Regions from separate parts of the Mus musculus genome. Here regions 1, 2, 4 and 5 are each linked to region 3. Evidence: chromatin loops called from intact Hi-C (ENCODE). Cell type or tissue: heart. All regions are shown on one strand. Region 1 has its middle 21 kb from the start of Gm36675. Region 2 holds the start of Gm36675 (a long non-coding RNA gene). Region 3 overlaps Gm51502 (predicted gene, 51502). Region 4 overlaps C030029H02Rik (RIKEN cDNA C030029H02 gene). Region 5 overlaps C030029H02Rik (RIKEN cDNA C030029H02 gene).

What was found. A loop is a pair of places that touch in the nucleus more often than their neighbours do. Peaks named below come from ENCODE experiments on the same cell type or tissue, not always from the same donor. Only the 100,000 strongest peaks of a DNase experiment are listed, where the experiment ranks them.
Region 1: it touches region 3 in a loop (2.3-fold over the local background); 4 of 42 quality-filtered maps call a loop at or near these places.
Region 2: it touches region 3 in a loop (4-fold over the local background); 4 of 42 quality-filtered maps call a loop at or near these places.
Region 4: it touches region 3 in a loop (2.5-fold over the local background); 3 of 42 quality-filtered maps call a loop at or near these places.
Region 5: it touches region 3 in a loop (2.0-fold over the local background); 3 of 42 quality-filtered maps call a loop at or near these places.

Annotation. Positions count from the first base shown.
Region 1 is chr7:136,129,727-136,134,726 of GRCm38, reverse strand. No RefSeq gene overlaps it. Among named protein-coding and RNA genes, the nearest start is that of Gm36675, 21 kb to the left of the region's middle. In heart, no CTCF peak of the experiment used is centred here; no DNase peak of the experiment used is centred here; H3K27ac peaks cover 403 bases.
Region 2 is chr7:136,150,512-136,155,511 of GRCm38, reverse strand. It overlaps Gm36675 (a long non-coding RNA gene), which reads right to left and starts at 2,354. Exons shown (of 3, transcript XR_378573.2): 1 at 2,169-2,354; 2 at 1,813-1,916. In heart, CTCF peaks have their summits at 2,612 and 2,811; a DNase peak (open chromatin) is centred at 2,921.
Region 3 is chr7:136,058,087-136,063,086 of GRCm38, reverse strand. All of the region lies in intron 1 of Gm51502 (predicted gene, 51502), which reads right to left. Among named protein-coding and RNA genes, the nearest start is that of Gm51502, 13 kb to the right of the region's middle. In heart, a CTCF peak has its summit at 2,353; no DNase peak of the experiment used is centred here; H3K4me3 peaks cover 765 bases; H3K27ac peaks cover 1,545 bases.
Region 4 is chr7:136,292,733-136,297,732 of GRCm38, reverse strand. The region is part of intron 3 of C030029H02Rik (RIKEN cDNA C030029H02 gene); the gene reads right to left. Among named protein-coding and RNA genes, the nearest start is that of C030029H02Rik, 27 kb to the right of the region's middle. In heart, a CTCF peak has its summit at 3,091; no DNase peak of the experiment used is centred here.
Region 5 is chr7:136,304,394-136,309,393 of GRCm38, reverse strand. The region is part of intron 3 of C030029H02Rik (RIKEN cDNA C030029H02 gene); the gene reads right to left. Among named protein-coding and RNA genes, the nearest start is that of C030029H02Rik, 39 kb to the right of the region's middle. In heart, a CTCF peak has its summit at 3,054; no DNase peak of the experiment used is centred here.

The DNA of each region.
Region 1 (5,000 bases), 72 kb before region 3:
TCTTGGGGACAAGCACTACCTCAGCTTCTTGCCTGTGTTTATTTATTAATTAGTTGGTGGAGGAGAAAACTGTCTCCCCTTTTAAGTTATTATTTAGATAGTTATCTAAATAAACAGTGCTCTTAAATTTTTCCCTTGGGAAGAATCACTACTAACTCCGCCTTATCTTTTGGCTGAAATTGTACTGTGACCAACTCTCTGACAAGGCCCCCCTAGTTCTTCATTGTTGAGGGCCTGCTGGGGACTCCCAAAGACTAGAACCCAAGTTCAATCTCATTTCTGAGGCAGGGGGTTACTAGAAAGAGAAGTCTCTTTGCAGCACAGTGAACAGGTGCAAAGAGCTTTAAAGAACTGCCCATCAAGGATCAGCTACAAATGCCAGGCTGCTCTGAAAGCTGAAAATGCAGTTTCAAATCTACCAAGCCAGTGGAAAACTTGAAGAGGAAACTGAGCCTTGGATCCCTAGAATGTGTCTTCCATCATGGAGACATTCAAGTGGTAATGTCATGCCTGCAATATAAGAACAAGACAATGTCATAGTCTATAGTCCCTGATGCCATATGTGGTACTAGCACTGGGGAAGCTGAGTCAGGAAGACGATGAGTTCAAGGCCAGCCTGGGCTACTTAGACTCAAAAGGAAACAAATAAATAAATTAAGTAAATAAACCCCACAGGTAAGAATAAGATAAAGCTCCACATAATAATATGAAAGGCCTGATGAGGCAATTTTCAAATTATAAGGGATATGTGAGGTAAAGGAGACTGGAGTCTACAATATAGTGTTGGTTGAATATCCATGTAACATTGTGGGTTGCTTCAGAAATATTCTAGGAAGTCTTCTATCTTAGCTAGATTGAAAACGGTAGCATTCATGTATTTTATGAAGACAAATTGATGTGACTTTTCAGCAATGATTACAAAATCAAGATGAGGGAGAGGTCACCTTCCTAGAAAGGGTCATTTCTGCTTGCTGCAAAAATGGAGAGGCCCTCTGCCCATGGGATTTTAGGAGAATTTTATCCTGAAAGATCTACGTTGATAAAGCACTTCAGCAAGGGTGTGTGGCAGCTACCAACCAGGGACGGGGCAGCCAACTTGGTGTGGTATCCCAGCAGACATGTTTGCATGAGTAGTGGAGGCAGACAGCATTGAGGACACCCAGAAGGGAAGTTCCGAGATGGAGGTGATGGAAATATGGACTTGGGTTTGTTGGCTATGAGCCCAGGAACACATGGATTGCCAGAAGCAAGGGGTACAGCATAGAGCAAACTAACATTCTCTCGCCGCCTCCAGGAAGAACCTACCTTGTGAACGAATACTTTGACTTTAGATTTCTGAGCATGGACATTACAAATCTTTCTTAAGTGACTAAGATTTCAGTGACTTGTTACACCATCATGAGAAATGATTATACCAAACATCCCAGATCACTGGGAAAGTTTCATTATTAGCGTCCAAAATAGGAGAGCAGTTCCAACAGAGAGCCCATCTTTGGGTATGTCAGTCACCCTGCCACCTGACTGTGCTGGCATCAGGAACGACAGGAAGGAAAAGGCCAGGGCAGCCAGAGCTCAAAGGTCAGATCCAAGCTGAGCCTTTTGTTCTGGATTTTAGCAGCAATGAAACAATGTCAGGTCACAACTGTTAGTTGACAAACAGAAGGGCATATCAAAGTTTGAACATGCTGTGTGCCACACAGTTTTCATGTTAGACCATTTTAATCTTGTGGCTGACATCAAAGGCTGATGTAACTCCCTCCATGTTAAGGGTGAGTGAACTGAGACTGGATAAAGACCAGATTGGCTGAGATACCCAGCAGGAAAATGGAGCAGATAGGCTGCCCGGATGCTACTTCGTGAGGAATTAGAAAATGGGAGCCTCTGGAGTCACCATGAAGATTTGTTTAGCTGTGCTGACATCTTCTGGGTCCATGGTCTCTGTGTCTGCTATGGTTTGGAGTTTCCTTCAACTCTCTTTGGCTATAAACTGGGAAGAATGTTAGCTAAGTCAGCAACACAGAAGACCACCATCTTTTGTGACTTGGTATGTGAGTCTGTTCCACACTGTGACAAAACACCAGAGGCGGTTGAATTAAAAAAGGAAAGGTTTGGGCTCAAGGTTTCAGGGAGCTCAAGCTAGGATGCCTGGCTCCATTGCCTTGGGCCTAGCACAAAGGAAGAAATCCCACGGCCCAAAAGAAAAGAAAGGCTCTCACCTCCCAGAGGTCAGCAAGCAGAGGAAGGGGGACCAAAACCAAGGTATTTCGTCCAGAGATACACTGCCAATGACCCAACCTTCTCCAGTCAGACCCTACCTTTCCGCTTTCTCCACCTGCTGCTAACGCCATCATAGTGAGATTCTGCATACGGATTAGGCCATGCATGAAGTGCCACCTTCAGGACCCAATAGCTTCCCAATAGTACCAACTGGGAGTTACACTATCTACACATGACTCTTCTGGGGCACACTTCCTATCACAGCCATGAGCAGGACAACTGAGACACACTCTGAGAGACACTTACAATAATATTTGAAAATACATCGTTTCTGATCACCGGAAAATGTTCTCAAGGCCATGAGTCACACAACCTTGCATTTAAAAACCTTCCAGGACTGCAGAGACGATGGCTCAACAGATAGGCCCATTTGGGCCACACACATGAGTTCAGAGTTCAGGACCCATGTGAAAACCAGGCTTCCCCACAAATGCCTGCAACCCTGGATTTGATGGGTGGTGGAGGCAAGGTGATTGCTGGGACTTCCAGTCGGGGCTATCAGTTCAGAGAGAGACCCTGCCTCAAAGGAATACATAATCAGCAGTAAAATAGGACGCTTGACACCTTCCTCTGGCCCTCACCCAGGTTCTCCAACCAGTATGCACACATATGCACACTCACACAAACATGTACACAAATTAGTCAACTCCTTTCAAATAACTTTAAAAATGATAAAGGTAGTAATGGTTACTTGGAAGAAAGATGTTTTCTGAAAATGTGTAACCACTAGTAAGTTGTCACTGCTTGTCAACAACGATCACCTATTCTGCTACTAGACAACCCTAACGAAAGTCATTGAGTCTTCCTGCCCCCACCAAACAAGATCAAAGTAGAAGGAGGACTAAGTGGGAAGAGGAGGGGGTCAGTTGGAGTGTTCAAGGGACAAGAGAGGATGATGGGGAAGTCAGTTCTATCAAAATACATCACAATCATGCATGCCATTGTCATAGTAAGATCGATTCCTAGTTGTACTTAATAAAGACTAATGAAACACTTCTAGAATTCTAAACAAATATTTTCAGGCTTACCTGTGAGTTTCTTTAAGGGTTAGTTGAATGCTTTCTGTAATTTGGTCCTTCTAGCCCAGATGTGTATCAGAGCTGGCAGGAGCAGACCTGGGGTTCCCTCTGACAACAGGCAAGGAGACTCAGTGGGACATTGGTTTCCTTTTTCACACTTCGATCAAGCTCATCAAACTTATGGTGCATTTATCATCTTTGGTTTTTACTTCATCCAATTTTAAGACAGGTTAAAGAAGCCACTGAGACATAAAGAGCTGAGGTTGGCCGTGACCTTCATTGCAGAGCCCCAGAGAGACTTTATTAGGGACTTGGCTTGGTCCCACAGTGGAATACTAACAAATCCCGCTTCAGAGAGCACACAGAATCCGCAACACGGATTTGTGGCCAACAGCCCGAGTTGTATGTAGCTCGGGTTAGGGAAATAAAGAATTTTAAAGAAAGAGAGGCAGAACTGGATGAACAAAAACGCTCCAGGCTAAGCCTTCTAAATTCCCCGAATTAAAACTCTCCAGGAGGTGAGAGCTGGGCAGGGAGCTCGAGGGGGAGGGGGAGGAGGGGGGGGAGGAACTGCAGACTCTCTGAACAAGCAGGCAAGGTTCTAGGGAAGCCATGGAAACCAGAAGTAAAGATGACTCCAAAGGTCAGAAGACAGCTCCCTGGGGTGCCTGTTCCATGACTAAAGCATGTACAGAGAGAAGCCGCACTGATAGAATTAGCTTACATCTTCTGGAACTTTCCACCAGTCACTTGCTGCTCCCCAGAGGTTCCTCGCTGGACTCATTAAGCAATGCATCTAAGATGAAAGGTGTCATTGATTGAGTTTCTGAATAAACGGATGCATTAATATTTTACTAATAACGATTAAAATTGTCTAAGACAACCTCATTATACTGCGTTCAGCCATATACCAGGCAACAAAATGATGAAGAATTATTGAGTTCCAATTGAATATGGAGGCATAAAGTTTCTGATGTGGCAATAACTGCAGACAGGGAGCCTGGACCCTCAGTCCTGAGTTCCTCAGAAGCTAAGCAATCCAATCGTCAAAGCCCTAACCAAGGCAAGCCGGTCAGCTAGAGGAGACTGAAGCACCTCTGTCAGAGGAGCGAGGACATCTCCCCAGTCCTCTGCAAAGCTGGAGCTGTCCTGGGAAGGGTAAGCTGCCTCAGTTTCCCACCCAGCTCCTGAAACGCCATCACCATCACCGTGTGCTTGAGCATCTACAAATAATAATAATAATAATAATAATAATAATAATAATAATAATAATAATAAATTCTCAGTGAAACCAGAGCCCTGCTTGCTTTCCACACACCTCAGCACTTCTCTGCCCCCTCTCCCCCAAGGCCTGCCCATGTCTTCCTGTTCTGGCTGGCCCCAGTCACTGGTAAAGTCTGTCTTTAAATCTGAGAATGCCAGCAGCTTGCCAGGCCTGGAAGCCTGCCTTTGAAATGCCTCCAGCCAGGCCAGGGGAGGAAATATCAGATTCTTCATCAGAAACCCATTTGCATTCGCTGTGAAACTCAAGTCAGAAGCCAGACTTGCAAGGCTTTAAATGCATGCCCCGCAGCACAGGAGCCAACAGCGGTTCCCACGCTTGAGGTCAGTCAAATCCTAAAGTCACCCTCCTCCCAAATGGCCCTGTTCACTAAGCCTTTCGTAAAGTAACAGGTTCCGTTCCGGGGTTTATTCTCAGTATCA
Region 2 (5,000 bases), 92 kb before region 3:
AAATTGCCCTGGTGATCATTCTACAGCATTCATTTTCTTTCTGGTAAGTTACCCTGTTGACCCATTATTTGTGTGACATTCACTGAGTCAGGCTTGCTTTCTCTGTATCATCAGGGTTGGTGGCAGATGCCATTCTACACTGCTCTTTAGCTCTGCCTCAATGTGAAGTTTCAGGAGTCATCGGAATGGGGAAAAATGAAAAAAGCTGATCTAATGGGCAGACTGAGAGTGGAGATGAAGAGAAGAGAAAGGAGAGAGCTACAGAAAGGGAAAGAGGAAAGATAGGAGTAGAGGAATAGGAAGAGAAGGAGAAGGAAGTAAAAGGGGAGAGGAGGAAAAGAAGAAAGGGGAAAAGGGAGGGATACTACTTATAATTGATGCTCAAAGCCACTTGGCCAGGTAAGGACAGGAAGAGGAAAGGGTGTGTGTGGTGGGGAGGGGCAGTCTAGTAACAAGTCCAAAGCCCCGTGCAGAAGGAAAAAGAGACAGAAGAGGCTGAGGAAGAACAGCTATGAGGAAAAAATCTGTGGGTGGCTTCCTGGAAAACCCAATGGGCAGCTGCTGAAAAGATCGAGAAAGGACAGCCAAGGTGAGGCAGGGGCAAGCACTTGGAGGACAGCATCTGACGACCTGCTTGCCCATGCTTGCCAGTGCCTGCCAGTGCTTGCCTGCGTCTGTCTGCCCAGGTTTGCTTGCTCCTGTGTTTTCTCAGCTTCAAAAACAGAGAGGCGATGCTGTGCCTGCTGATTGACAATGAAGGAGGTGAGGTGTCTGATGGAGAACTTGGGGCTGGCTCCAGGCTAGCCCGTTACCCCAGGCTTCCCTTTCATGCCGCATGGGTGAACTTAGGGGGATATGGATTTCTGAAAGAGAAATGCCTGCATTCCAAGAAATCTTAGGCTTGAGGACAAACCCCACAATATCACGGAACTCATTTTTAGTTACAAAGTCAATATAGGCAGTTGGTTTTTTTAAAAAAAAATTATGAAGACCCCAAACCACAGTGAACAAACATGACCTGTTCCCACTCCCTACCTTGTTTTATTTCCCAGAAGCCACCATGATCTGCAGACGATTTTTATAGCTACAAGCAAATCCTTTACTTTTCCACAAATAAAATTAAACATGTTCCTTTCAGCTTGATTTCCCTTAATAAAAGCCTATGGGATCATCCCAGATTGTCCTGGGGAGGCTGGTCTCACTCTTTCCCTAAAGGCTGCTCGTGTTCTGTTTTATGTGTATGGTATATTTTATTTTAAACAGTCCCCTATCAATCTTTTAGCTTTTGTGTTTTAATTTGTCTCTTCCTAACAACCCTTTCCAATAGTGAACATTGTTTTAAATTTCCTTTGCTAAAGAGCTCCATAAAAATAAGTTCTTTGGAATAAATATCACATTTTAAAAATATTGACAGGTGTCATTAAATATTCCCCCAAGCCATCTTTTCTGTTAGGCTCCTACCCTGGGGGTGTTCAACACCCCTCTCCTGGTCTGCATGCATACTTGCCACTTCTGACATGCCAAGTTACCTGCCCTGCCCAGATTCTAGGATTGCAACTAAGACTTAAGTCACAACCAAGAGGGAGGGACTAAAGTTGTCTACTTGGAACTCAGCACACTGGGACAGGCTGCAAGTAGTCCCAGGCTTCCAGTAGGACAAGCATGCCTTTGGTCAGGCTGTTGAACCAGCTGTACAGACCTCCTGGGAGGACCAGGGACTCTCCTGCTGCTCTCAGGCAGTGGTCCCTGGTAATCCCATGCAAGTGGAGATCTGAGACCCTAGGCCTCTCCCACTTCCTCTTAGCCACTTACCAAACATCACGCATCCTTTCCTCTTTGTTCTTCCTACTTGAGCTCACTCGTGGGGCCATCTTCTCTGTTCCTCGGTACTGTACTGTAGAAAGGGTTCCCTAGCTCTGGTAGCCCAGATGCCCATGAGACCACAGGGTATGATTCATTAATAAGAACAGGTGTCTAGCTCAAGAGTCTGGACCCACCCCTTCTCTCCATCCCTCTTCTACTTTCTGGTCATTCTCAGTAAGGGACTAGAGCCTCAACACACACACACACACACACACACACACACACACACACACACACACACACACACAAGGACTTTGCCAAGTTTCTTGCCCTCTGTCTTTCTTGGTTCTTGCAGCTGGACTTACAGAGGCATCCGTGGGGGTAGGGCGGGACTGCCCCTAAGGTTTTAAGCAGTTTTGCTCTCACAACCATCTTGAATCTGCATCTTCATCCGCATCCTCAGCCTTGCCCCATCACTCCAGTCCAGGCCTTGCTGGTATGCAAGACGTTTTTAAAAAGTATTCCCCGGGGGCTGGTGAGATGGCTCAGTGGGTAAGAGCACCCGACTGCTCTTCTGAAGGTCCAGAGTTCAAATCCCAGCAACCACATGGTGGCTCACAACCATCCGTAAACGAGATCTGACTCCCTCTTCTGGAGTGTCTGAAGACAGCTACAGTGTACTTCCATATAATAAATAAATAAATAAATAAATAAATAAATAAATAAAAAGAAGTTTCTATTTAAAAAAAAAAGTATTCCCCGTTCTTCCACAAGCTTCCCCCTCCGCTCCGCAAAGCTTGCTACCCACTAGTGTCTCTCTTATCTACCTTCTCTGTGCCACAGCCAGCCTTGAGAAGCAGCGGGAGGTAAGAAAAGTGCTTTGGTGCAAATCTATCTCACCTCAATACCATAGTAAGAACTGAATCAAACGGTTAGGAAAGGGGAGAAATCCACAAAGAGTTTTCTGTAGCCTGTTTCTGGAAACAGCAATAAGAAAACTCCCCCTACAGGCGTTTCGTGGTTACTGCAAAGTAAACAGAGGAACTCTGCTGATTCATCAAGCCCATCCAATGTTTCCTTTGACTTCTTTAAAAACAGACCAGTTTCCTCCTGGCATCCAGCACCCTTTCTCCCCAAGGGAGATGAATAATGCAGACAGGACCTCCCTCCCTCCCCCAGTCCCTCAGGCCACAATGCTTCCACAGCCTTGCTAAAAGAGCTCCCCCGGCCTTTTTCTTTCTTTCCTTTTTTATATTTTTATTTTTTGCAGAGAGCTGAAGATTATTCAGAGGTTTTTATTCCTACTTCCATAAATCCACCAGCAAAAGAACATGTTTCAATAGGGTAATAGTTAATTCCTCCTGACTCAAAGACACGGGGTGGGAAAGCACATGAAATGTGTGAAAATCAGTTGTCACCAAGCCCTGGCTGACCTTCGAGGAAAAACTCGAGATCAATAAATGTGTAAAAGAGATGAACTGCCTGGCTGGGATCCAGAATTCAACATCTTACTTGTATCTCCCACCACACATACCCCAAAGATGCCCCTGATCTTGCTTCTGCCTATTTTAATGCCTATAGCAATATTTGTTTAAATATTTGGTTCCAAATAAGAAGATAGGTTTGCCAGGGTATCACACGAAATTCAGTAAAATCATGTATTTTGGGGACCCAGCCCAGTTGCAATTAGTCAAAACCAGCATCTCTCCTCTGATCCTCCTGAACACACGTAGGTCTAAATATCAGCCTGCCCAGGAGGCATGAGTGAGACAGGCCACTAAGCTATGGTCATCCCAGGGGTAAGAAGGTGGGGGAAGGGGGAACTCTCTCACAAAAGGGCATTGTTCCCTCTTCAGGTTTCTTGCTGTGCAGTTACATATATTATGAGTCTGAAGGTTGAAAAAGCTCTTAGTTTTGTTAACGTGTTTTCAAACCACTAATTATTCCCTGCTGTTTTGAGGTGTTAAATACATAAACACATGGGCTACTCAGCTTAAGAAATTAGGGTTGCATTCCTCTCCGGATGAGCCAGGGTGAAGGATAGTTTCCATGTAACTCACTGCTACATGTGGAGTCCTGTGTAGGCTTAGTTCGACACAAGCCAGGGCCACACACTAATCATGACAGAGACCACTGGCCTGGGGCTACCAGGCTGTCACTCCAGAATCTCTCAGCACATTCAGGTCTTAGGGAGCATGCCTGATCCTTGGAAAGTACTGGGAGTCAAAGCTTGAGGTTTTCAGTTAACAAGGCCCTTAGACCAGTGCCCAGGGGCTCATTGAGTTGTCTTTACATAGGTGATCTCTGCCTGTGACAGCCCATTTGGACAATAACACCTGAGGCCTCAGAGTTCTTGTGTGGACATAAGGCATGGGGCATATTTCGGTTTTGTCCATTTAGCCCCTTGGACATCTTCATCTCCAGACCCAGCATTACTAAGTCAGAGGCAGTGTTCCCAAAGGGTACTGACATGTAGGTTGCTTAACACTAGGAGTCAATACTTTTACTGTGGGTGCACGTGTGAGGTGTGTGTGTGTGTGTGTGTGTGTGTGTGTGTGTGTGTGTGTGCACATACATGTGTATGCAGGTATGCCTGCTTTTGGAGTCAACTTTGGATGTCATTCCTCAGGAGTCCTCTACTTGCTTTTTGAGACAGAGTAACTCTCTGGGATGAAGAGTTTACCACGTAGGCTAGGCCGTCTGACCAGAGAGTGAGCCCCAGAGGTTCGCGTGTCTGTGCTTCTCCAATGCTAGGATGAGAGACTGGAGGCACGTACCACCATCCAGGTTTTACATGGACTCTGAGCTGGAACTCAAAGTTCTTATGTTTATACAGATATTTCCTAGGCTCTCAACACAAGAGCTTTGTAATTAACTTCAGGATTCACCAGAATCTAGGAAGCATCACTCGAAGTCTCTCCCTAGCCCAGGTCAATGTGCAAGGTGAGGTCAAACAAGCTGAAACAAGTACCCTGGCTGCTTCTCAGCACAGTGGGTCAGGACCATTCCTGCAGAGCAGACCTCAGAGGCTGATAGCATCATGTGGAGAAGGGGTAGCATCAGCTATTGTATCAGAGAGGAGCCTTGTAGAGCAGCAAGGGCCATGCCAGCCAAGCCAGGTATATTAAGTGCTACACTCCTGCTCACCAGCCAGAAAGGCATGGAAAACAAGCTTAGAGAGCCAAGGACCTAGTGAT
Region 3 (5,000 bases):
CTGCATAAGGACTATTAGAGGAGGAGATAGAGTCAGCCCTACAGTGGGAATCAAGAGTAGACTGACTCCTCAATGGTGTTATCCAGGACTCTGCTCAGGTCGTCCCTGCCTGACACCAGCCTTTTCCCTCCTAGGATGCAGATGTGGGGGGGTGGAGGCACAAGGAACACTGGCTTACAAAGGTATTTGGTTTCTCTCTTAGCAGTTTGCATGATTTGAAAAATATGTCATGCAAACCAAAGTGCAGACTCCTTAATTGCCACTGAGTACGAAGGGTCTGCTGGGGACGCAGATGGAAGGTTCAGTGGCTCCACGGTCAGGGCAGAATTTGAGACCTGCTCTCGTTTTCATCAACTCTTTGTGCCAAATAATACTCTACTCTGAGAGAAAAACATTAATCACACACACACAAACACACACACACACACACACACACACACAAACACACACACACACACACACACACACACACACGAGGGGAGGAGAAGGAGGAGATATGTTTTGCCTTTCCCCAGGAATAGGGAATTAATTTCTTGTAGTCATATACAAACATTCTGGGGCTCCAGACACTTGTCTTTGAAGAGTCCGCCTCTGTATTTTGATAACTAGCCACTTCTGGCAGATTCCCACTCATTCCAAACTAGCAAGCACAAAGAAATGCAGTCTTTCTCTATAAAGGTTTGTTTCATCTTTTCTTGTCTGACTTCTTTGTGTTGTGCTTTCGGGTTTTTTGGCTTTTTTTTTTTTTTCTTCAGTTTATGTTGTCTTTTCTCCACCTGTGTCTGAACACAACTTCTGTCTCCTGAAGTCATACAGCTTGTTTACCTAGAAGCTAGGTGAATCTTTGGAAGGCAGCACGCCCACAATGTTACAGAGAGTGGTACCCTAGCCCTTCTGAGGGGCAACAGCAGCCTGATAGTTTGTTTCTGTGTCAGAACAATAGTGACAAGACAGCAGAAAGCGATGCTGAGCTTCTGAGCTCCGGGCATGATCCCGGGCAGAGGCATCTGCAAAGGGTCTGAGCAGGACTTTAGGGACACACACTCTTTATTCTGATGGTTCAGGAGTTAGAGACTTACAAAATTCTCTGTAGACACCTGACCCAGCACAAGGCTCTTGGAGCTGGACACAGTTTCCTGCATAGATTCTATATTCAATCTATTTGTTTTCCAATGGCTAAGCTAAATAGGAGAACCTAAAAGACAGACCCACTCTTCTCAATGTGGAATAATTTTACTGGAAAATAATTCTCCCCACTTGGAATTGAACTTTGAGCAGAGAGATGGCCCTTGACCCCTTTGCATAAATTTCAGGTTCGAACCCCAAGCCCAGACACACTCAGCCGAAAAATCACCCAAACAAAAGCAGTCTTTAGACATCCAGAGTAGCACGCTAGCCCAACTTAGTGGTTCATGTAAAAGCAGGAGCCTCATCTTCCAGTCATCTTACTGTAGCAATCTGAAATTTTCTGACAGAGCCAATGTTTTTGTCTAGTCACTATGTTACAGGCCCTGCTTTTCTCGTACTTCACTCCATAATTTAAAAAGAGAAAAAAAAGGTATAATAATAATTCCAAAAATTAAAATTATTTTTCCTTGAACATATTAAGACAAGCACCTAGCTTCTGATTGCACAACCGTATTTCCTTCCTCTTTATAATATATAGTACTGAAATTCCAAAGGTCTCTGGTACATTTCAGCTGTCGCCTCACGTCAAAACTATAGAGTTCAGCTATAAAAGAATATAATAAATTTAACCTGACCTAACTGGGGATTTTTTTTAAAAGCAGTCTTTTTTTTTTTTTTTTTTCTTATTCTGGTTGTTGTTAATTGTGTATCTTTGAGCTAAGGTCCCTATGCCCACCTACTGATTGTATTTTGTTTGTTTTGTTTTGTTTTGTTTTTTGTTGTTTGGTATTGCCAGTGTACAATTGTGAAATTACCAAGGCTTAAATGAGAGCACTCACAGGGACTTTGAAGTGAAGTGGAGCCTTGGTAGAAAACACAATGCTAAGGGAAACTTGAAACCGGCTTCTGAAAGGCAACTCCATGGCCAGAGAACCCAGATCTGTCCAGGGCCTCTGTCTTAGAGGCCGGCCCCAGGGAATCTTCTCCAAGTGGTCTTCAAGCTGCCCCTTGGCCTCCAGGCCCTTGGGCTCCAGCCACTGGCCGTTTTGCGCTCCTGCGTGGGTGGGTGTGCGTTTCGCACAGGGAAGCAAACTAGCGCACTCGGGTTCAAATGTAATCAATGTTTTTGTTTTGCAGCTTTGTAAAATGAGTCTTTGTTAGCCGAGCTCATGTTGTTTCTCCGACACCCAAAGAAATCCCTGGCATCAGAGTGCCCCCAAAAGGCAGCCGGGGAAATGAGCCGGGGCGCTCTGACCTTTAGCGAGACAGCTAAGGTTATGCACATAACATTTGCTTGTTTACTCTGCAAAATAAGCAACGAGTTGGAAACTCCGAGCCTCTGCCCGCGCGTCCACGCACTTAAAAACACAACAACACGAACCAGGCTGCCGGGCTTCCCAGCTCGGCTGTACAGCGGCTGTTATCTGCTTTGCTCGCTTCTAGCCCGATGCAACTTTAATAACAGGAGCCAAGACTGCTCAGAAAATCACAGCTGTAGCTGGAGGCCAAAAAAAAAAAAAAAAAAAAAAGAAAGAAAAAGAAAAAGAAAAAAGAAAAAAAAGAAAGAAAAAAAAAGAAAATAAAAAAAGAAAAGAAAGAAGAAAATCCACGAGAACGAGGCGCACCCCCCACCCAGATTCACCTAAGAGCAGGATGGCACTGGGTTGGAGGGGGCAAGGGCCACTCGATCAATAGCCGTAAAGGGCTGGTGGCCACTGGTCGTTTTGATGGATATGACTGTAAAAAAAAAAAAAATATTAAAAAAAAAAAGTCCAGATCGGTTCACAGTGGACCTCAAACCATGTCAGCTAAAACCAAAGAGACAAAAAGTGACAGCTGCGGAGAGTGCACTGCAGGCAGTCAACAGCGCCTGTGATTTATCGTTCCATCTGCCTTGCCGCTGTGAGGACAAGTTCCCCCTGATTTGGTTAAAATGAAAAGGACCTCAGAGAACGCAACGTGGGTTTTGAAAATGTGCAGAAACTTTTTTTTTTTAATTTCCTGATTTATGTCCCTTTTCCCTTTTTAGAAAGTCTGCCTGCCCAGGAGCTCAGCAGGAGTCGGGGGTATGGGGGTGTTGCACTTCCACCCTCCATTCCAGTGATGTTGGGGTGCAGGACATAATGTCCCAATCCTGGCCTCGATGGCACAGTGTGGAGACTGTAAGGACTATGGCTTGAAAGCCTCCAGGAGCTCTGAGAGGCTCTTAGACCCCAGATGCACCCAGTCCCAAAGGGACAGCAGGGCCACCAAAAGGAAATCCAGGGTTCTGAGTCTGGCTACACACTTTCTCCTCAGCTCTCCCAACCTGTGAATCCTTGGAAGGTCCTCCTTCTGCTGTCGGATTCTAATAAAAGTTTTATGCGGGTCAGCACATTTTCAACCAATTTCCCATGACAAGGCCTGTTGGTTTCGGTGGTGCGTGGATACTGGTGAGCTCTCCTGTCTCAGGGGCCCTGACCCCGGGCATGCACTTCCTGGCTGGGGGGTTTTAGGCCTCTCTTAGGTCCGACCTGGTGTCAAAAACTGGCCTGTCTTCTGTCTCAGGATGTTGGCTTTACCTCTCAAGTGTTTCCTGAATTTTTGAAAATTCTTTCTCTGGCTGCTTGTCCATTGTGGCTTAATGCTCAAAAAAATATTTACTTTTTTCTTTTAGTTTTGAGATAAAGAGGAGGGAGAGAGGAAGGGGGTGGTGAGAAGGAGGCAGGGGAGAGAGCGAGAGAGCAAGGCTTGGCAGCTACTGGATAGGAGAGCCTGCCTCCAGGGGCCAGTCTCACTCTTGGGCATGTTTCTGTCAGGCAAGGGTCAACATGTTTTACCTCTTTTTTCATTATTCAAAATAAGTACTGATGTTATGTTTTAGCTATTTAAAAGCCAGCTGCCTCGTTCATTTCAGAGACTTCTCCTGGTATGAGTGGATGTGGTAATAGCTGGTCTGTGTATCGTCTTTCACAAAATCTTGCCTTTCAGAGCCTCGGTCTTCAAATGATATCAATCAAAATTTATGCAATTCAGAATCCATATGTATAGGGTCCCAGTTCACCTCATTTAATGATAACTGTAAACCACATGTTGTGTACATGTCTAAAACACTTTTCTCCTTCTTGGCTGTGGTAACCCTAGGGGCGCTCGGCTGCGTGCAGCTTGCCCAACTGCACAGCATCAGACATTGATTAATACTTGGCAACAACGGAAATCTTGAATAATAAAATGGTGAATGAGGTAAATGCAAACTAATAAAACAAGGTGAGTGTCAATAATATTTGAAGATGTATGTTAATGTAAACAATCTAGCAAGACCTGAGAGGCTGGGAAAGGCAGCTAATACAGATGCTGCTCAGAATCGGCCCTTATTAAACTGCCTTAAAGTTGATCTGCACTCGAAAGCCGTGTGGTGACGTGTGGAAAATAAATGATTTGTACTGGCTGGGTTAAGGGGTGGAAGGGGACTTCGGCCCCTCACCCCTACCTGGCCAGCTCCAGAGGGGGCCTGTTGCTTCTGCCCTTGTGCTTGGAGCAGAGAGGGAGGAGGAGGGGGAGACTCCTAAAATGAGTCAGTTATTATCATGCCTAGGTGAGAGAAAAAAAATTAAAGTAGGATTTTAGAGACTTCATTTATATTAGCTTTGAGACCTGGTCATAGAAGGCTTGGAGTGATTTTTATTGTTGTTTTTGGTGTTGGTGGGTTGGATTTTTGTTTTGTTTTGCTTTTTCTTTTCTTTTCTTTCTTTCTTTCTTTTTTTTTTTTTTTTTGAGAAATACTTGGATAAGTGGTTCGGTGGGGCTCAGTTTATTGTGTTTGTCAGTTCCTTCAGATAAGCATCTCAGATTCATGAGAAGCCCGTTTCCACCCACACAGAGATGAACTCCTT
Region 4 (5,000 bases), 230 kb before region 3:
TATTTACATTATTTACGGTTCTTCACATCTTTCTCTACATGACTCTACATGATTCAAACAAAAAACCCTTTGGCATGACTTCTGTTGGAAAGAGAGTGATCTGTATAATGTTTGTGCTGTGGAAGTCCTAGCTCCAGCTTTGAGTCTCCAGAAATGTGTTTGGTGACCCAGGGTTGGCTCTGGTGTGGAGCTGGACTGGACACCAGCTATGTTCCTCCTTTGCTTTGCTGATTTTGCAGTGGTCACAGGAACTACATAAGTCTTTCATTCAGTCTTGCCTACCTGGCCAGACTATGGATTTTGTTAAAATTAGACCTTAACTACCCTTTTAGTGCAGTTTGTGAAACTTTTTTTTATGTGTTTGAGTACTTTATATCATTCACACTGTACTAAAATTTACATGCGCTTTTCTAAAAAAAAAATTGTCATGTAAATTTTTGTAAGCTCCAGGCTTATTTTATGATCCATAAACTAAGACAATATATTAAAATCTTGGAAGAATTTAATATCAGCAGCAGATTATCTTAAAAAACACACCCACACCTAATTCGTGGGTATTATAGAGACAGGCATATCAAGTATGTTAAAAGGTTTAATGGCTGTTAGTAAATTTTACTGCCACTGTCAATAATTCCATAATATATTAGGCCAGTTAATAGGTCAATGGAATGTATTTATATCATGCTATAAACTGTTTACCAAGAACAAACTAATTTCTAATGATAATGAAACATGGAGTCAATAAATATTAATTTTAGCATTTCTAATTTAAATACAATTTTTCACATCTGTCGTAAATGTTGGGCTGGCAGCATTAAAGCTCACATTATTGGCCTTGTACACCAAGGACAACCGTGTGAAGAACAAACTGTGACAGTTGCCCTGCATAGCAATGCCTGTAGGTGAGGGAATCTTCAAGGTGTGTGATCCCCTTTAGTTTATTTTATTCAAGCTGTAAGCGTACTGAGCCTGTCACCTGAAGTGTTTGTTCAGTCACTGACATGTCAATATGCTTCTTAAAAATAAATCTTCTTAAAATTCATCTTTAAAAAATATACCTTTGAAAAACTCAGGGCAAGTTTTTCTATTAATCTATTTTGAGTTCTAAGGCCTATTGGTGTTCTTCACTTTTCAGGTCTCTCCTGTGGTCGCTTGGGAGCTCAGTCACTTAGATCAGTTGCCATGGAGTGCTCCTTGCCTTCCCGCTTCAGAACTCAGTCACAGCCTGCACTAGGGAGGACAAGGTGAGCTGAATACAAGCCAAGCGTGCCAGCTCCCAGGAGAGCTGCCAGCCGACCTGAATTCTGCTTCACCATATTGGTGTTTTCCTCAGGGAAATGGTTCCAGTGTATTTGAGGATTGAGGGTTGTTGTTGGTGCATCATTTGTAGAGCAGTGACCTTCGGAAAATGTTTGACGCACTTGTGCTTTGCATGGCATCTCCTTTGAAAGATTGTACATACACATGTACACACAGGAAAAAGTACACAGAGGTAGTCTTGGCCTCATCATGTCTAAGTGATAAAGATATCCTAGTCTATCACTTCTTCGTGGACCAGTGTCTTGAGGATCTTTGCACAGCACTTTACTGGTTGTAACATCCCTTTGCCTTACATTTCTTATCCCCACAGCAAATGTTCTATACCTTCCTCCATCCATCCATCCATCCATCCATCCATCCATTCATCCACCCATCCATCCTTCCATCCATCTACCCATCCATACATCTACCCATTCGTTCATTCATTCATCCATCCATCCATCCATCCATCCATCCATCCATCCACCCACCCATACATACATCTATCCATCTATCCATCCATGCATCATCCATCCATCTTCCATCTATCCATCCATCAATACATACATACATCCCTTCACCTCTCTCCACAATCCTCTCCTCAGTTCCTCTTTGCATCATTTCCTGTCTGACTTTCTCTCCCTCTTGTTACCCACTCCTCCCTTTATCTGCTTCTTTCATCCCTCCATGTTTATCTTTCTCACTATCTCTCTATCCATTCTTCCCTTCACCAATCCCTCCCTCCAATCATTTCCTTGTCTCCCACTCCCCTCCTCTGCTCATCCCTCCTTTTCTCTATGCACCCTTATTCCTCTGTCCCTGTATTCATTTCTCCCTCCACTTCCCATCCTTCTCTGTATTTGCCCATTATTCTCCATATCCATATCCCTTCTCCCACCTACCCATCACCTTTGCTCATCATTGAGTAGCCACTATAGCCAAGCCTCCTAATCTGAGTTTTCCCTTCTATTATTTATTCTCCTAATGTCACTTACTATTATGGACAATGTGCTGTTCTTCCACAATCCATGATGTGAAGTCCTTGCTTTCAGTACCCCTGAGTGTGACTATGTTTGAAGAGAAGGTTTTTAGAGAAGTAAATAAAGAAAAATGAAGCCATTAAAGTAGTTCTAATCCAATCACCAGTAGGATTTACTATTACAGAACATTGTAGTCGTCAAATGCTAATATACATGTATGCTCATGCACACACACACCACAAAGCCCTTGTTAAGACACAGGAAAGAGTAAGGATACATCATCTGTACACGGGAGGAGGGGAAGTACAGATAATATACTTTTGATTGTAGTCTTGCAGCCTCTAGAAATTGAGAAAATAAATGATCGTAAGACTTCTAGGAGACAGAAGCTCTAGTAGACCAATGCTAGAGTCCTAATTTTTTATATTAAAATTCAGTCATCCTGCTTAGCATGGTAGATCACACATATAATTCCAGCACATAGAAGGCTGAGGCAGGAAGTTCATGACTTGGAGGCCAACCTGGGCTACATTGTAAGCAAGCCTGGGCAATTCTATTTCACATTCACATCTTACCAGCTTTGAGGATTCAAAATGAGTGTTTTAAAAATATTTTTTAAAAGTGTTTACACATAGAAACCAAGATTCTTAGCCCTGGAGGTTTTTGCCGTTGGGGTAGGGGCTGAAGAATGTTTGTGCAGAGCTGTCTTGTGCCTTATTAGATGCTTGAGGCCATTTCTGGCCTCCACCCACTGGGTGCCAGTACAAATCCAGTCTGAGCAGACCAAACATCGCTGAATACCATCCAGCGCCACCTAGGGTGGAGGTGGAGAACAGCTACTCTGCATCTGTATTGACCATATGCTCGGCCTGTCTGAATGTGTGTTTATGTGTGCATCTCTAGTGTGTGTGTATGTGCATGTATATGCATGAATGCACATTTGTATGTATGTGTATATGTGTGCATGTATATTCATGTGTAATGTGTGTGTGTCTGCTGGTATGTGTGAATGTTTGAGTGTGTGTGTTTATGTGTGTACCTGCATATATGTATGGTGTGTATATATGTTTGTAAGTGTGTGTTTATGTGTAGGTGTGTATACGTGGTATACATAGGCCTGTCTGTGCTTGTGCGTGTATGTGTGTATTCATGTGTATTTGTGCATATATGTGCGGCGTATTTGTTTGTGTCCACCTGTGTGCATAAGTATAGAGTATGTGTGTATTTTCCACAAAGACACAATATCGCCTATACACCCACGGGTAACAGGAAAAAAGCGCAGAGCAAAGTGGTCTATGCAACCAGTTGAGACCCACATTTTTCCAGCTGGGATTTCAGAACGAGCAGGAAAGGCCTGTCCCTTCACCACTGGGCACCAGGACAGGGCCAGCACCAAAGAAAGGGCAGGGTACACAGAAGCTGGTTCTGTGCCAAACAGCTTCTAACAGGACTACGATAGTTAGAGGAGCCACCGGCTCCATGACTCAGCAGCCTAAGGAGACTCATCTGTTTCCCCAGGACTCTTTCCTCTACAGGCTGCTTTCATACACTGCTCTCCTGCAAGAATAGCAACTGGCCCCAGGGTTGGTATAAGCATGTGCAGCCCTCTTGGTATTCATAAGTAGTGAGGGCCAGCACTCTGGACCTCGGAGGGGCAGGGATTGTGTGCAGGGGTGGGGATGGGGCCTTTTCTAGCTAGGTCTCACATGCAGTTCTCCAGCAAAGGCTCTCTGACCTTGGAGTTGCAATTCTTGGCTTCTGCCTTGCTCTCCCTTGCCCTTGGATTCCCTCCAAGGTGTGGTAAAGGGAGGGTCTAGCCTGAGCGCTGAAAGGGTGCAGAGAACAAGGGGTAGTAGATTTTCCGTTGCCCTTTTTGTGAGGTAGTGGATGAACTACAAATTCTCTAAAGTCTTTCTCTGTGACCCAAAACTCCATTGTTTGGGCTCTATAACTCTTCCTCCCTGTGGCAGACAGAAAGAGGTGAACACTGCTTCCCACTGCCTGGCCTCTCTGTGACTTTCTGGCTTCAGTTCTTTCCATTTCTTAGAAAACAGACTTTTGATTCAAGCTTTTGCCTATACCACCGGTGTCTGTAGGACCAGCTGGAAAGGCCCCTCCATGACTTTACTGAGCAGAGCCACAAGCTGACGATTGCTGTTATCCCGCTCTGCACAGCCCACTGGCAACTTCCATTTTATGTTTAATATTTAAACTGACATAGTTCTTCCAATTAATGCATTATATTAAATATTAGGCTTTAGTAATCTAGCATTTTATTAATATATTTTAATATTTAATGCTAACATTTTATGTGACATTCTTAGTTGTATTAATCTAGTAAATTTTGCCAATAAAATTAAATTATTTTCCTATTTTTTACTTCTTGAGTAGAAACGATTACAGGAAAGTCAAAATAATTAGATTTCATTGGGGATAAGTGATGAGGGGATTTATTTCCCTGAAGATGAGACTTTTCTCATCTTCTTGTAATTTTCTGACTCATGTATATAGCTCCTGTGATCCAGACATAAGCCAGAGTGCAGGTGTGTGGGCACTTGCCAAGTGTTTTTCTACCAAAGCTTCGGTTTTTAAACTTGGAAAAAGCTGCAGAGAAAAGAATCTAGCAACCTGTTAGATTTACAGACAAGAAGAATGGAGGGGTGGGGCTGTCCTTACTGCACAAGCGTGAACAACACACTTCAATCCCCAGCACCTACATAA
Region 5 (5,000 bases), 250 kb before region 3:
ATGACCACACATCAGAATTCTGTGTCCATGGTAACTCTAAACCTCATTACATTAATAATCAAGAGAATTATCAATCAATGATTACAGGGATCTTATGGCACCAAGAAGTGCAGGATGTGAAGAGTGACCTCTATGGGTGTTATGATCCCCGAGAGCTCTGTGTAACCAAGCCTGAGTTCACAGGACAAAGTGTAGCACTTCTGATTCCTGAAAAATTACCATTTAGCAAAACTGTCTTGAAATGTATTCTGTGAGAGCAGAGCTTAGGCATTGGAGGAAGCCTTGTTTCCATAAATGGTTCATATAAGCTGTGACCCAGAGTTCCAATGACCTGTGAGTATTCATATGATCACAAATTAACACTGATGGAGTAACTTTTAAAGCCTGCCACAGAACACTTGATATACTTCCTGTTTCATTTGGTATACTTCCTGTTTCATTTGGTATACTTCCTGTTTCATTTGGTATACTTCCTGTTCTGTTTGTCATGTTCAGATACTCAATGCAACTGACTTTATACACTTTTTAAGTTAGCATATGACATGAGATCATTGATTTCACTATGGCAGTTTTATTGTTCTCATGTTGTTCTCCATTCCTCTTTGTCCCTGTTTTCTGTCCTTATCCATCATGCATTATTGCATAGTCCTTGCTCCCCAAGACCAATGCCCACATGGTGCCACCCGCAGTCAGGATAGGTCAATCTGTCTTCGTGTCCAGTGTAATCCTTCACTCTTTGAATTTTTCGTCCCCTTCTTAGGATCTCTTTTTCCTCTCTCATGGTCAATGTCAAAAAGTTGTTCAACAGTCTTAGCCACTAGAGAAATACAAAGTCAAAACAATTCTAGACTCTCATACAAGTCAAAATGATCGTCACCCGGAAAACAACTGATAAGAAGTGGTGGTGAGGATGTGAGAGAGTGGAGCTGTGATCTGCTGCTGGTGGGAAGTAAAGCAATGCACATACTGTACAGAGGGTTCTCAGCTCGTAAAGCTAGAATCACCATTTGACCCAGCGATACCCTTCTCATGTATAGACCCAAAGGATTTACTGTACCACTGAGATACTTGCATGGCCATGTTCACTGATGTGTTTTTCACAATAGCCAGGAAACGGAGGGACCACTATCAAACCATGAAGGGTGGAGTAAATGTACACACAGCAGGACTTTGTTCATCTATGAAGAAGAATGAGATGACATTTCCAAGAGAACACGCAATGCCACTAACAGGAACATGCCCATTGCTGCTGCAGAGGCAGCAGACAATTGTCTTTGGACACCACCTTACTGTGCAGAACATGAAAACCTCAGCAGGGTATCATGTGTTAAGTTTATCCACAACATTTCTATTGTCGTGAAGACACTGGCAGGAGGAAAAAACTGAAGATGGAGAATTGTAGGCACAGATAAGGGAAGTCATCCTGGGAAACTCTATCTATGCTTCCTACTAGAACAGAGCCTTCACCCCCAATGGTAGCCATAAGTCATGGCTTGCTCACAGCTGTATTCTCATGTCAGGTACACACAAAGCAGCAAGCTTCTTACTGTGTCAACTCTCAGGGAGGGTCTAGACCTACGCCCCAACAAATCCAGCCTTCCTTTAGCCGTGGAATGTTCGCAGCACAGGAGTTCTCTCAGCTATCCTTGGCCATCTTCAAATGAGAAATCTTCAAGCTGCTGTTCCAGAGAGAACCTGGCTCAACTCCCACCACACAGCTTATCAGGAAACCCGTTCTGCGCAGTGCTTAGCTTCACCTATGACCAGGGACCATAGAACTATAGCACCTCTCTTCTGCAGCGGTTAAAGCAATTATTTTAAAAATTCTTAAATGTGGGAAGATGATAAAGAGATAGAGGGAGCTGTGCATGAGAACACCTGTAATCCTAGCACTTGAGAAGTGTGGGCATGTAGGAATAGAGTTCGAGGTCATCTTCAGCTATACTGGGTTACATGAGACTCAGCCTCAAAAAAGTGAAAGGGAAAAAATATGGGGGATAGAAGAGGGAGAGGAAGAGGGAAAGGAGAAGGAAGAGGGAGGAGAGAAGGAGAGAGAGAGAGAGGGAGAGAGAGAGAGAGAGAGAGAGAGAGAGAGAGAGAGAGAGAGAGAGAGAGATATTCAGAGACAGAGACAGAAAAATGTGAGCTACCTTAGTCATGGAACAGGAGTCTACATGGATATTGGCACATAAAAGGTCTCTGTGACTGATTGATAGCTGTGGGCAGTGTCACTCAAAACAATTAGTGACTGTATAAGATTGACAGCCGCACCAGCAGCTGAGACATTGCTCTTAGTATCTCCACCCTGAGCCATTCAGCTATGGAATACCTGAGTGATACCCTTTGTGTACAAAGGGGGAAAGTTAAGCATTCAAAGGAAAGAGTAAAACATAAAATTGTCTGCATGCCTATATTGATTCTCTATACTGAGCTGGCTTAGGAGCACAACTTAAGATAACTGCTCAAATCCTTTGCTTCTGTTTAGCTGAACCAGGTTCCAAGGTGTGCTACACAAGGACAAGTAGCATGTAACCATTAGCTCTGGGGACTCCTATCTATTGGTTTAAGTAAGAGGGGATATGTGGTTAATACCTTTTTTTAAAGATTTATTTACTTTATTTATGACTATACTGTAGCTGTCTTCAGTACATCAAAGGAGGCCATCAGATTACATTACAGATGATTGTGAGCCACCATGTGGTTGCTGGGAATTGAACTCAGGACCTCTGGAAGAGCGGTCAGTGCTCTTAACCACTGAGCCATCTCTCCAGCCCCTGTGGTTGATATCTTGGGACCAGACCATCATACAAACATGTCTTCCTCCACCCATCTTCTACTTTCTCTTCTGGCTCTCAGCAGATGCTGAAGATGGGCCTTGGAATGTGTGACAGCTGCCAAATGACTTCCTGTTCTCCCTGCTTCTTGTCTCTGGAATCAAATCAACAGATCCCAAATCTTCCACGCTGTCCTGGGCAGAAAAGGGAGTTTGCACAACATATCCAGAGCCATAGCACACTGCTTTTGTAAAATGCCTGCGACCCTGAACTGTGCCACTAGGGTACAGCCTAGGCTTTCCTGAAAAGCCACCTTGGGAGTTATTTTACCTTCCTCTCACAACTCAGAATATGGCTGAAACCCGCATGCAGAAGAGATATCTTGTGACACAAAATGGCTGTTAAATCCAGTTCACCCAGTGGACTATGGGGTTTTGGAAAACCCAGCTCTGGTCCCTGTGAGCAGGACTATGGCGACAGGGTGATTCTGCCCATTAGGCCATTTCATTTCCCTCATGGTTCAGCCCTAAAGCCACCTTTGTTTCCAAATACTATAGTGGAACCCTGGAAAATAATAAAAGTATTTTGTGGAAAATTCCTTAGTCTGTGGGATAAACCTGGAGCACTGACATGTATAGCTGGAGGCTTATTTTTAGATCCTCTGGAGAGCGAATGTGTGTGAGGGGAAGTCAGGGAGGATAGCAGAGAGAGAATGGTTTAAATCATAATAACTTCATAAAACAGAGTTTTCTTGTAATATTCTTTGGTAATGTTGAGCTGAAAATAGATTTACAATCAAAATGGGCTTAATCTAATATTAAAGAATTCTTTTAAAATCCCCTAATCAATTGAGATTCTTCCCCCCTTTGGTTTGTTTTGCTTTAGCTCCTCCAAGAGGCTGTGGGTGTAAAGAAATATATTGACATTAATTAAGGTGAGTTTCCTGTTGCTTAGCAGGGCCTCCATAGCAAATAAACCCCGTTAGCAGGGATGTTGATCCTGGGAGGGGGCGGGGGGCAGAATTCAGCGTGGCGTGGGGGCTTTGTGGCGGCAGCACACAGGCATATGAATGTTCCTGTGACTGATCTGCATTTCTGAGTCCAGACCCAGTGCATGCAAAGGAGTGCGGTCTAAGCCTTCCCCAGAAGCCAGGCTCTTGGATGCACCTCAGGTCCCAGCTCAGTGCTCAGATCAGACACTAGGAAGTGAGGTGTTAGGAAAGGACTCCTCCTGGGCCAGGACCCCTCTCCAGCCCTGAATGGACAGCTTGGCCTCAAGCTTTTAGGTATTGAAAGTAGATCATTTTTGCTTGGCATTTTGTCTTAATAAAGACCCTCATTACTTGAGTTGATGAAGTCTAATAAAAATTCTTAATTAAACATAATTTGTATTAATGATAATATTATAAGCCCAGCCATAGTTTCTATTTTTTCTCATATGACATCATTCAATTTTGACACACATTGCTGGCTTACTTTCACTTGCCATCCTATTGACCAGAAGAGTGACATTGTAGCGAAGGTTTTATAGAACCCGAATATGCTCTGGTCTCTGGACCTGGCTGTGTTAGATGCTGTCAATTCTCATGGACCATTTCCACATACCACAGTTCAAGTCATCTTAAGCCTAGGTTGTTGGAACATAATTAATAGCCACATACATTTCTTGTTAGACTCCACACTGGTCCTCCAGAGCTGTAGCCTGTCATCCAGCTCTTCTCCTTGTCTTCCCACTCAGAGCATGCCCGTGCATCAGGCAATAAACTACACAATTCAGTGTAGTTCATTCAGCCATGAACACACACTTAGAAAACTTCAGTTTCCCAAGATGCTTCACTCTTCAGCTTCCTTGGCCTGTGCCTGAGGAATCAGGGGATAGGAGAGGTTGTAGAAAGAGACCCAACCAGGATCACTGATGACCTAAATGTCCCCATATTTGGCCCCAATGACAGCTCTGGAATGAGAAGTCTGAAGTACACCCACTCTAGGTTCTTAAAAGGAGGCTCAGCCTGGCAGATCCCAAGTCCCATGCACAGTGCCTGCTCTAGTGGTTTTCAAAGTAAATCATGTCTTCCGACGAGTGTCACACATGATTGATGAACCTGGGAAGTGAAGGGCGAAGAGGCAATGAATGATAAGTTGAATACACTAGACAGAATCCTGATTTTTTTTTAACTCTAATGATTTCATGTAGAATCTGTCCTGGCTGTAAAGGATCTTGAATAAA